Linked DNA regions of Homo sapiens: region 1 is linked to region 2. Evidence: chromatin loops called from intact Hi-C (ENCODE). Cell type or tissue: B cell. All regions are shown on one strand. Each heading gives the region's core, and the rest is flanking DNA. Links, peaks and the distances in the headings are about the cores only. Region 1 has its middle 12 kb from the start of MIDEAS. Region 2 overlaps LINC02274 (long intergenic non-protein coding RNA 2274).

Evidence for each region. Peaks named below come from ENCODE experiments on the same cell type or tissue, not always from the same donor. Only the 100,000 strongest peaks of a DNase experiment are listed, where the experiment ranks them.
Region 1: it touches region 2 in a loop (10-fold over the local background); 39 of 110 quality-filtered maps call a loop at or near these places.

What each region holds. Positions count from the first base shown.
Region 1 is chr14:73,769,717-73,775,096 of GRCh38, reverse strand. It overlaps a transcript of MIDEAS not described here. Among named protein-coding and RNA genes, the nearest start is that of MIDEAS, 12 kb to the right of the region's middle. RefSeq lists enhancers at 1-191, 3,338-3,397, 3,518-3,587. In B cell, for the core only: no CTCF peak of the experiment used is centred there; DNase peaks (open chromatin) are centred at 3,106 and 4,276; H3K4me3 peaks cover 2,290 bases; H3K27ac peaks cover 5,000 bases.
Region 2 is chr14:73,823,740-73,829,119 of GRCh38, reverse strand. All of the region lies in intron 1 of LINC02274 (long intergenic non-protein coding RNA 2274), which reads left to right. Among named protein-coding and RNA genes, the nearest start is that of LINC02274, 3.7 kb to the left of the region's middle. In B cell, for the core only: CTCF peaks have their summits at 3,141 and 3,341; a DNase peak (open chromatin) is centred at 3,379.

The sequences.
Region 1 (5,380 bases), core at 121-5,120, 54 kb after region 2:
CTGGAATGCCCTCTCTGGCCTTTTCCTCCTGGCAGATGCCCACAGGGCCAGCCAGGAGTCACCTGCTCCATGCTGCCTTCCTGAGTTGCCACCATGGCATTTCTGCAATTGAACTTCCCCCCTGCAGGATGCTGGGGTCAGTTGCAGGAGTGCCTGGCTCCCCACCACCTTGGATCTGTGGCTGGCACACAGTAGGTGCTCTGTGACAGGAACGAGAAGGGCCACCTGAGGGGCTGTGAGGGAGCATCGGGCAGGCCCAGGACCTGGCCTATGTCTGGTGGACTGTGTGCTTGGTGAGCTGGCTGTCTGCATGACATCCCCAGCCTCCCTTAGTGCTTGCTGGTGGGGCTGCCACCTTGGTGTCTCTGCTATTTGCTTGGGCCTGTCAGCAAGACCCTGGTGAGAGTAGGAAGGGGATTTGGGGGTATAAAACCTGTATCGGGGCCCCACTCACCCTGAGGAAGCCTTTGAGGGGACACTGAGGAGATGTCTGTGGTGAGGAGCTGGTTTAGAGGTGGCAGAAGCATCTCTTCCTACTGGCCCTCCTTGAAGAAGGATAAATATTAATACCAGCTGCCATTAGAGGATCCTTTCGTTTCTCATGCTCAGCACTGTCTTTTGGCTTCACACAGAGACAGAGCTGGGGAAAGCAAGTCTGCAGACCATAGTAGCAGAGACTGGGGCTCTTTAAAATGAAAGTCCTGTCCCACCTGGTCATGAGGCAGTCAGGACAGGCTGTGGCACTTCCTGTTCCTGCGAGGAAGAATGCATCCTCCTGACAGTAATTGCAGGGTGCAGTGGGAGCCCCAAAGCAGGGATTGCAGTCTCCGTTTGTCTATGAAATGAGGGGATTAGACTACAGGGGTACCTTTCCTGTTCGAAAATTCCTGTGAATGGAGCCTGGCAGGCGGTGTCTTTATGGTGCCTCATAGTGGGACCCAGGGTTGTCACTCAGAGGCTTCCTGTCATTATCCCAGGTCTGCGTGCCACTCAGAGAGACCTGTGGAGGAGTGGCTTTCTCGCCATGGCTGATTAGTTGGACTTGCTTTTCTTTTTTCTTTTTTTTTTTTTTTTTGAGATTCAGTCTCACCCTGTCACCTAGGCTGGAGTGCAGTGGTGTGATATCAGCTCACTGCAGCCTCTGCCTCCCAGGTTCAAGTGATTGTCCTGCTTCAGCCTCCTAAGTAGCTGGGACTACAGGCGCCCACCACCATGCCCAGCTCATTTTTGTATTTCAGTAGAGACAGGGTTTTACCATATTGGCCAGGCTGGTCTCGAACTCGTGACCTCAAGTGATCCACCCGCCTCAGCCTCCCAAAGTGCTGAGATTACAGGCGTGAGCCATTGCGCCTGGCCTCTCTCTTTCTTTAAAGACTTTTCTTTCTTGAAGTTGAGCCACCCTTAGGGCTGAGCCTGCATGCACATGGGCCTGTGGGACCACTGGTGAGCACAGGGCTTATATTGTTTGCAGAGTATGTTTCTAGAACCTAGAAGCACATGGTATTTCCAGAATCCTCTTTAGGAACCCATGAATGTGTGTGTTTGTTCCGGGCCCCTGGAAGATCAGCTTGGAGAAACCTGAGTGGTGGAGGGAGTGGGTTGATGTCCAGGGAGGGGTGGGCTCATTTTGGAAAGGACAGAATGTGGGATCTGTCTTTGTTTCTGACTCCACAAGGCCTGCTCTCCCCTCCTTACTCATCCCAGCCTCTACCTTCCTACCCACACCTCTCTGTCCTCCTTCGTCATCTCTCCCTGGAAAATCAATTGTATTACCTCCAACATCCACCAGTCATAGGGTACGTATTCCGAATAGCAGGGACGCTGAGGAGCTGGGAAAAGTGCATTATAAGAGTAGATCCTGATTGGTAGGATTGACAGGTGTTGCTAGGAAAACTACTTTGGAAAATAGATAATCCGGGTAACTCACAAAGAACAAATATACATTAAAAATGTATGAGAAGCCAGGCGTGGTGGCTTACATCTGTAATCCCAGCACTTTGGGAGGCCGAGGTGGGCGGATCATCTGAGGTCAGGAGTTTGAGACCAGCCTGGCCAACATGGAGAAACCCCATCTCTACTAAAATTACAAAATTAGCTGGGTGTGGTGGTGCGCGCCTGTAACCCTAGCTACTCGGGAGGCTGAGGCAGGAGAATCACTTGAACTGGGGGGTGGAGGTTGCAGTGAGCCGAGATGGCACCACTGCACTCCAGCCTGGGCGACAGAGCGAGACTCTGTCTCGAAAACAACAACAACAACAAAATACACACACACACACACACACACACACACACACACACACACTAGAACTTGAAGCTGTAAGAAAATGTTAATTTCCTTTGATCTATTAGTATTGCTCTTGAGAATTTAAGAATAAAGAATTTATTAATTCTAAAAAGGAAAAGAGCTCTAAGTACAAAGATATCTATTTATTATTTTTTTAATCTCATACCTTCCTGCACACCAAAGATATTTATAGCAACATTGCTTAAAATAGAAAAGAAAAAAAAACAAAACCAAAACTGTAAACAGCCTCAGTGTTTCATGTGGCTGTATAATTCATGATACCTAGAGTCAGTGAGTATTGTGTCACTGTTATCTTAATATGAAGATAATGTTGTTTCTTGGGAAAATGTTGATGAATTTAGATGAAAAAAGTAAAACACAGAATTGCATAAGTGCATAAAAACTGATTACACTGCCCATAGTAAAAATTGGCATAATGCCAATAACTGGATTTGGGCAAAGAGGTTATGGGTAGAGCATGTGTGTGTGTTTGAAATTGCTTTAATAATTTATATAACATCTTTTTTTTATTTATAAGACAAGGCCTTAACTTCAAAGACTTTGGATTTGGGTGGGAAGGAGGCCAGGGGGAGGGACTCCCATCTGTTACTACCAGGAAAACCAAACAGCTCTGTCTTTATCAGCTACCGGCACTGCATGCAGGGGCTGGAGGATTCAGATGGGCCTGACTTCATAGACTGGCTGAGTAACTCGGGTTCACAGCGTGGACTCTGCCTCCAGCCCCCAGCTGGCTCAGGGCCCCAGACGATTTTCACACCTGCGTTTTCATGGAACCAGCCCAGTGAGCACGTGAGGCTTTGAGCCACCCGCCCACTCACCTCTGGGCTGCCTCTTACTTCAGGCCCCTGCCACAGCAGGAGGAAGCTGAGTCTTTCTTCTGCAGTTCCAACTGGCAGCAGGGAGGGTGTGCTTTGCTAATTGACCTCCTGCAGCCTTTTCTAACCCAGGTGGGGCCCTAGTGAGGTAGCGTCTTGCTCACTTACATTGTTGCACATATTAATTGAAGTGTTGAATTTAGTTGCTCTTTAATGCTAGCCACATCCATCCAGTTCACATCTGACCTAGCAGGCAGGGCCGTCTGACCCCACGTCTTGCCGTGAGATCTGCTGGGACGCGCAGCTGCAGGTTTGGGTGTGGCGCTGAGCAGCTGACTGTCTTCTGAGCACCTTCTCATATCTCTGTGGCATCTCAGAATCTCTGGACATCTGGTGAATGGCCTTCTCACCCACCACTCCCCTCGTGTGTAGTAGCCTTTTCTTCTGAGTGGAGAGCCTTATTTTCTTAACACGTGGAGTGTCTATTTGGAGGGTCCATGATCATCCCGTTGCTGTGACCAGCCCAGGAATGTGACCAGGGCAGGACAGGGAGACTCCTTGGTGTTGTGCAGAGTCCCCAGGTGGGTGGCAGCTGGAGAGCCCCCGGCGTACCTTGAGTTCGCAGGTTGGAGCCTGCTGAAGCTCTGCCCGACAGAATGCGTGTGGAGGGAGGCCCAGACCCAGCTGGGGCCCTGGTTATCTCCAGTGTATATTTGCTAAAACCAAATTTCAGAACTGTCAAAGACTGGAGTTTGTTCTTCTGTGATCAGATTGAAGTAGGACCTTGTGGCTGGAGGTGTGCCAGGGTCAGAGAGAAAATGGAGAGTATGGGCTCAGGGCACGCCTGGATGCTCATTAGGGGTACTCAGGCCAGCTTCATGTGTTCCATGGCAAGTGATGGCTGTGTGTGTGTGTGTTTGGAGGTGGGGCTGGTGACTGTCTCTGTGCTTTTCTAGAATATCGTGTTTATTCCTAGATGCCCCAACCTCATCTTCACGCCCTACAGTGGCATTGAGCCTGGTTCTGATCATTGCTGGTCATGTGAATATTAAGTGCCATAGTGTCTAAGGAACAAGCTGCCTTCTCGAGCCCAGGCCCCAGCAATAACTGTTCCTCTCAGTTCCCTAATTTAGAGACCACGTGTGTGCCCCAGGGTTGTCAGCAGCTCGGTTTTTTGAAGCTTGAAACACATTTCCATAGAAACAATGCTATAAATGGTGGTTGGGTACCTAGGCTAGCCCACAAAGAGCCCTGGTGTCACCTCAGAAGTTGCTGAAATAAGGTATTAGTGAAATTGAGAGCCCAAATGCAGCAGTCATAGTTAGTACCCAGGACGCTGGAGGTTAATTGGTGTGGGTTTATTTGTGTAATTTCCTTTCTTTGGTGAGAGGTGTTTCAAAGCTCTCTAGATAAGGGATGCTCTGTAGGCACTCCCCCGCACCATCCCCACCCAGTCACAATCCCTCCTCTCCCGGTTTACATTCCTTCTTCTTTCCTCATCAAGCCAGGGGCCTGGGCCTACCTGCCCTCTGGTATGTTTATGATGAGGAAATCCTGTTCAGTGGCCCTTACATCATCATTGTCATCATCACCATCATCATCATCATCATCATCGTCATCATCATCATCACCGTCGTTACTGTTATATAAATCATCTTGATCAACTTAACAGAATAAACATGACACCTATTTAGAATTCTCTTCTGATTGCTTCTAATATTCCTTTGCAGTTTTAACACAGCTTATAAGTTCACCTGACATATTTTTTGGTGCTGATTTTGTCACTTAACATGACTTCACCAAATGGTTTCATCAGATAGTTTCCCTCTGTCCATCCTTTCATATTTCATTCTGTTACTCTTCCTTACCGTACCATAATCTGAATGGGCTCTATATACAGGTGCTGTGGAGCATCTTTTGTAAAAACTTCCTTGTGGTGACATTTTAGATTATTTTTATGGGATATAGTCCACCAACCGTAATTACCTGGTCAGCGTTTTAAACTCTTGCAACACTAAATATATACACCTACAATATACCCGCAAAAATTAAAAAAAAAAAACAAAAAAAAAAACCCAGCCGGGCACGGTGGCTCACACCTGTAATCCCAGCACTTTGGGAGGCCGAGGCGGGCAGATCACCAGGTCAGGAGTTTGAGACCAGCCTGGCCAATATGGTGAAACCCCGTCTCTACTAAAAATACAAAAATTAGCTGGGCGTGGTGGTGCGTGCCTACAGTCCCAGTTACTCGGGAGGCTGA
Region 2 (5,380 bases), core at 219-5,218:
CGCCTGTAATCCCAGCACTTTGTGAGGCCAAGGCGGATGGATCACTTGAGTCCAGGAGTTCAAGACCAGCCTGGGCAACATGGCGAAACCTCATCTCTATAAAAAAATAGAAAAATTAGCCAGGTGTGGTGGTGCAGGCCTGTAGTCCCAGCTACTTGGGAGGCTGAGGTGGGAGGATCGCTTGAGCCTAGGAGGGTGAGACTGCAGTAAGCCACCATCATGCCTCTGCACTCCAGCCTGGAAGACAGAGCAAGACACTGTCTCAAAAAAATAATTAATAATAAACTAAAAATAAATATAATAGAATGTTGAAGAAACATGGTCTAAGTGGAAATTAGGAGTGATTTTGCCAATGGAAAATTTCAAGAACTAATAGATCCTGTTCCAGCAGGTGTGACTAGAGAAAGAGGGAAAAAAAAAAAGAATAGAGTCAAAATCATTGTATAAGCTAGATGTGCTCAGATAAACCAAACGTGGGCAGGCATATGAATAGAAGAAAAAACAAACTGCAGGAGTATTAGAAGAAAATGTAAGCAATCCTGGGAAAATAGTCCTCAGAAATTCTCACAAAGGACCATATATGAGGTTGTTCATTACAGGGTTGTTTGTGGTAAGGGGAGTTGAAAGCTCCAGGGGCTCGATGCTGGGGGAAGGGATGAGGGTAGCAGTTAGAATCAAGAAACTGAGGGTACCATGGCTATGTGGAAGGGCTGTAAAACAGTGCTGAGAGAAGACAGTCAGAATAAGGCCTGTGGCACAATATCATTTACCTAAATACATATATATAAAAAAAATTTTATTTATTTATTTATATGCATATATATGCATGTATATGTATATGTATATGCATATATATGCATGTATATGTATATGTATATGTATATGTATATGTATATGTATATGTATATGTATATATTTTTGAGATGGAGTCTCGCTCTCTCGCCCAGGCTGGAGTGCAGTGGCATGATCTTGGCTCACTGCAACCTTCACCTCCTGGATTCAAGTGATTCTCCCGCCTCAGCCTCCCGAGTAGCTGGGACTACAGGCACGCGCCACCACACCCAGCTAAGTTTTGTATTTTTAGTAGAGATGGGGTTTCACCCTGTTGGCCAGGATCATCTCGATCTCTTGACCTCATGATCTGGCCTCCTTTACCTCCCAAAGTGCTGGGATTACAACGGCCACCGTGCCTGGCCCGAGAGCCACCACGCCCGGCCACATATTTTATAAGGAAACATGCAAATGCTATAAAACCTATCAAATGCATTACTGTGTTGTGTATGGTGTATTGGGGGGATGGGAATGGGAAATGGGATAAAAGGGAATAAACAGACAAAGATATGTCTCACACAGACCAATGCTGACCATGAGGAATGTGAGCTGAGGAGCTGAGGAGCAGATTAACTCGACTGAGGTCCAAAATGAAAGAAAAAAAGTACAGGGAGATAGTATTATAACCTCCAAGTACGGAAGGCCTCAAACAAGGTATAAAATGCTAAATACAGCTGGGCGCAGCTGCTCACGCCAGTAATCCCAGCACTTTGGGAGGCTGAGGCGAGAGGATCGCTTGAGCTCAGGAGTTCAAGACCAGCCTGGGCGATTTATTGAGACCTAATCTTCAGTAAAAAAAATTAAAAAATTAGCCAGGTGTCGTGGTGTAAACCTGTAGTCCCACCTATTCGGAGGCTGAGGTGGGAGGATTGCTTGAGCTGGGGAAGTCAAGGCTGCAGTGAGCCATGATTGCACCACTGCACTCCAGCCTGGTGAGGGAGCAAGACCCACTCTCCATTTAAAAAAAGTAAAATAAAATGTATACATGCTAAAGTAAAAATTATAACTACTACATGCATAAAAAGACATCTGGCTGGGTGCAGTGGCTCACGCCTGTAATCCCAGCACTTTAGGAGGCCAAGGCGGGAGGATCACTTGAGCTCAGGAATTTGAGATCAGCCTGGTCAACATGGTGAAACTCTGTCTCTACCAAAAATATAAAAAATTAGCCAGGTGTGTGGCGTGCGCCTGTAATCCCAGCTACTCAGGAGGCTGGGGCAGGAGAATTGCTTGAACCCGGGAGGTGGAGGTTGCAGTGAGCTGAGATCATGCCACTACACTCCAGCCTGGACGACAGAGCGAGACTCCATCTCAAAAAAAAAAGACATCTATTAGGGTGTCAACACAGCATTTTAGTAACAACTAGAAATTGAAAATGAAATGGTTAGTGGTGTTCCATTTCTACCATAAAATACTATGCAGGAGTAACAAGAATGAGGTGGACCTGCATGTACCGAGAAGGGGCACAGAGTGCTAGGAGGCCATTCTCAGGGTCACAGAGGGTTCTGCTTGCCTCACTCTGGTCCTGACCCTGCCAGGGTATATCTATAGAGGAAGAAGCAAGTCAAAGAATAAAAAAAGTGACCAGGCACAGTGGCTCACGCCTATAATCCCAGCACTTTGGGAGCCCAAGACAGGTAGATCACCTGAGGTCAGGGGTTCAAGACCAGCCTGACCAACATGGCAAAACCCTGTCTCTACTAAAAATACAAAACTTAGCTGAGCATGGTGTGCACGCCTGTAATCCCAGCTACCCAGGAAGCTGAGACAGGACAATTGCTCGAACCCGGGGTGGGGAGGGCAGAGGTTGCAGTGAGCTGAGATCACGCTACTGCATTCCAGCCTAGGTGACAGAGCAAGATTCCATCTAAAATAAAATAAAATAAAAATAAAAGAATAACAAAAGTCTGGGCAACATAGGGAGATTTTAAAAATACAAAAATTAGCTGGGCATGGTGGCACATGCCTATGGTTCCAGCTACTCGGGAGGCACAGGCAGGAGAATCACTTGAGCCCAGGAGGTCGAAGCTGCAGTGAGCTGTCATCGTGCCACTGTGCTCCAGCCTGGGTGACAGAGTGAATCTCTCTCTCAAATAAAATAAAATTAAAAAGAATAAAAGTACAATACAATTAGTACAATACAATATAATTAGTACAATACAATATAATTTGTACTATAAAAATGGCAGGGAAATACCTACTATGTATCCACAGTTTTGTGTTTTTTTTAATGGCAGGGAGACACAAAAAGAAATTTATAATTTGATCTGTACATTCTACACATACATCAGTGTCTAGAACGAAGTGTGCAAATTAAAATAACTATATATGTTGAATACGAGTGTAGGGAGTATGAAAGGATTGCTACATGATTAGTTGCTCCATTTTAAGATCTTCCAGAACAGTTTTGAGCAGTGAGGCCAGTTTTTCCAAATGTCTCTGGGTTCTGAAACACTCATCTCTCCAGGGTCCTATCCCTGGAGAAACGCTCAGGCCAGAGCCTGCACTTTCCAGAGCTGCCCATGGGGGGGCAGAAGCACCTATGTTAGCCGGCTGCCCTGGCAAACTGCCCTGTGACCTGGAATTTAGGGCTGGGCCCCGCCTGCTTCATAGCCATTAAGGCTGATTATTAAGTTTTTCTGCAGAGCAGCGATTCAAATATGTGCTCTTGGCTGCATATTTTCAAAATTCTGAACATGCAATTGAGTTAAAAGTAACGACCTAATTTTTTTTTCAAAATAGAATTACCCTACTTTCTTTCTTTATGATTATAAAAGTAAAAATATACTTACTATAAAAACTTTTTTGGAAAAGTATAAAATGAGAAAAACACATTTTTATTACCTGGATAAAACATTTTAATGTATTTCTTTTTGTACACAAACACTTTACTAAAAGATTTATTCATACTATACATATCATTTTATAGCTGCTTCATTTCAACTGGATCAATAACACCTCACTGGTATCTTTTAAGGGCTCAATGGTAAATAAAATTTACATACATGTTATTAACCTAGTTATTTCCATTAAAGCATCCTAACACTCACTGAGATGGGCCAAGGCCAAGACCCATGCCACTGTTTGGGCTTTAGATCTGGTAATGCTATTCTGACCAGAGGGCCTGGCATTTCTGTGAACAAATCAACAGTGAAGGGACCAAGTGCTTCCCTGGATCCACACTTCTGAATGGCTGTGGAGTTTTGACAGCCAAGTGCTTTGTGGTCTTTTGTAGGTTCCCTCACACAGTGGCTTTTTTTTTTTTTTTTTTTTTTTTTTGAGACAGAGTCTCACTCTCTGTTGCCCAGGCTGGAGTGCAGTGGCACGATCTTGGCTCACTGCAACATCCGCCCCCAGGTTCAAGCAAGTCTCGTGCCTCAGCCTCCCTAGTATCTGGGACTACAGGCGCCAGCCACCACACCCAGATAATTTTTGTATTTTTAGTAGAGATGAGGTTTCACCATGTTGGCCAGGCTGGTCTCAAACTCCTGACCTCAAGTGGTCTGCCTGCCTTGGCCTCCCAAAGTGCTGCGACTGCAGGCATGAGCCACCGCGCCCGGCCACACAGTCACGACTCTTTGAATAATGAATGTGATTTCAATTTATTAGATAACAGAAAATAGATGCACATCAGCTTCAAAAATCTCCCTTGGAAAAGTGATCGAGCTGTCTATGTATTGTGTGGAGTGACTGACTAGAAAATGAAGTCTTTGGATTGCCAGATTTTAGCTGCTTCTCCCTTAGGGGAAGTGATTATCTCATTATAGAAATGTATAAATGTAGCTCTTGCTAACTACATTGTTTGGGGAGGTTTGATTCAAAAAAGAATAAAGCAATGGCTTCATATGCAAAGACATGTCAGATTTAAACTGTCTTTCTTTCTGGCCCTGTTCTTCCAGGAGTGCCTAGAAAACTTAACCAGATAAAAAATAGTTTGGGCTGGGCACAGTGACTCACACGTGTAATCCCAGCACTTTGGGAGGCCAAGGCGGGCATATCCCTTGAGCCCAGGAGTTCGAGCAACATGGCAAAACCCTGTCTCTAAAAACAAATACAAAATACAAAAAAATTAGCCAGGCATGGTGGCACGCACCTGTAGTCCCAGCTACTCAGGAGGCTGAGGTCAAGGCTGCACTGAGCTGTGATCATGCCACTGCTTTTCAGTTTGGGCGACAGAGTGAGACACCGTCTCAAAAAAAAAAAAAAAAAAGAAGTCTGATTTTTTTTTTTAAAGTGAATTGTTTCTTGTTTTGGAAGGGATTCAGATAAATAAAAAGTTAAAGATTTGCCAACAAATACGAGAACAAATACACCATTTGGAGGGGATCAACTACCATACATATCCAATGCCCAAGGAAACAAAAACTAATTTTGCCCCCAACTTACAAAGATCAATGAATACAGAATTCAGAGAGAAAGTGTGATATTATTTTCTCAAAGGCATAATGAAAAATTTCCAAACCCAAACATCTTGGCAGACAATGGCTCAACTGAATAATCAAAACCCCAGGAACAATGGGCCACAGATGCAGAAAGGGCCCTGGGTGGT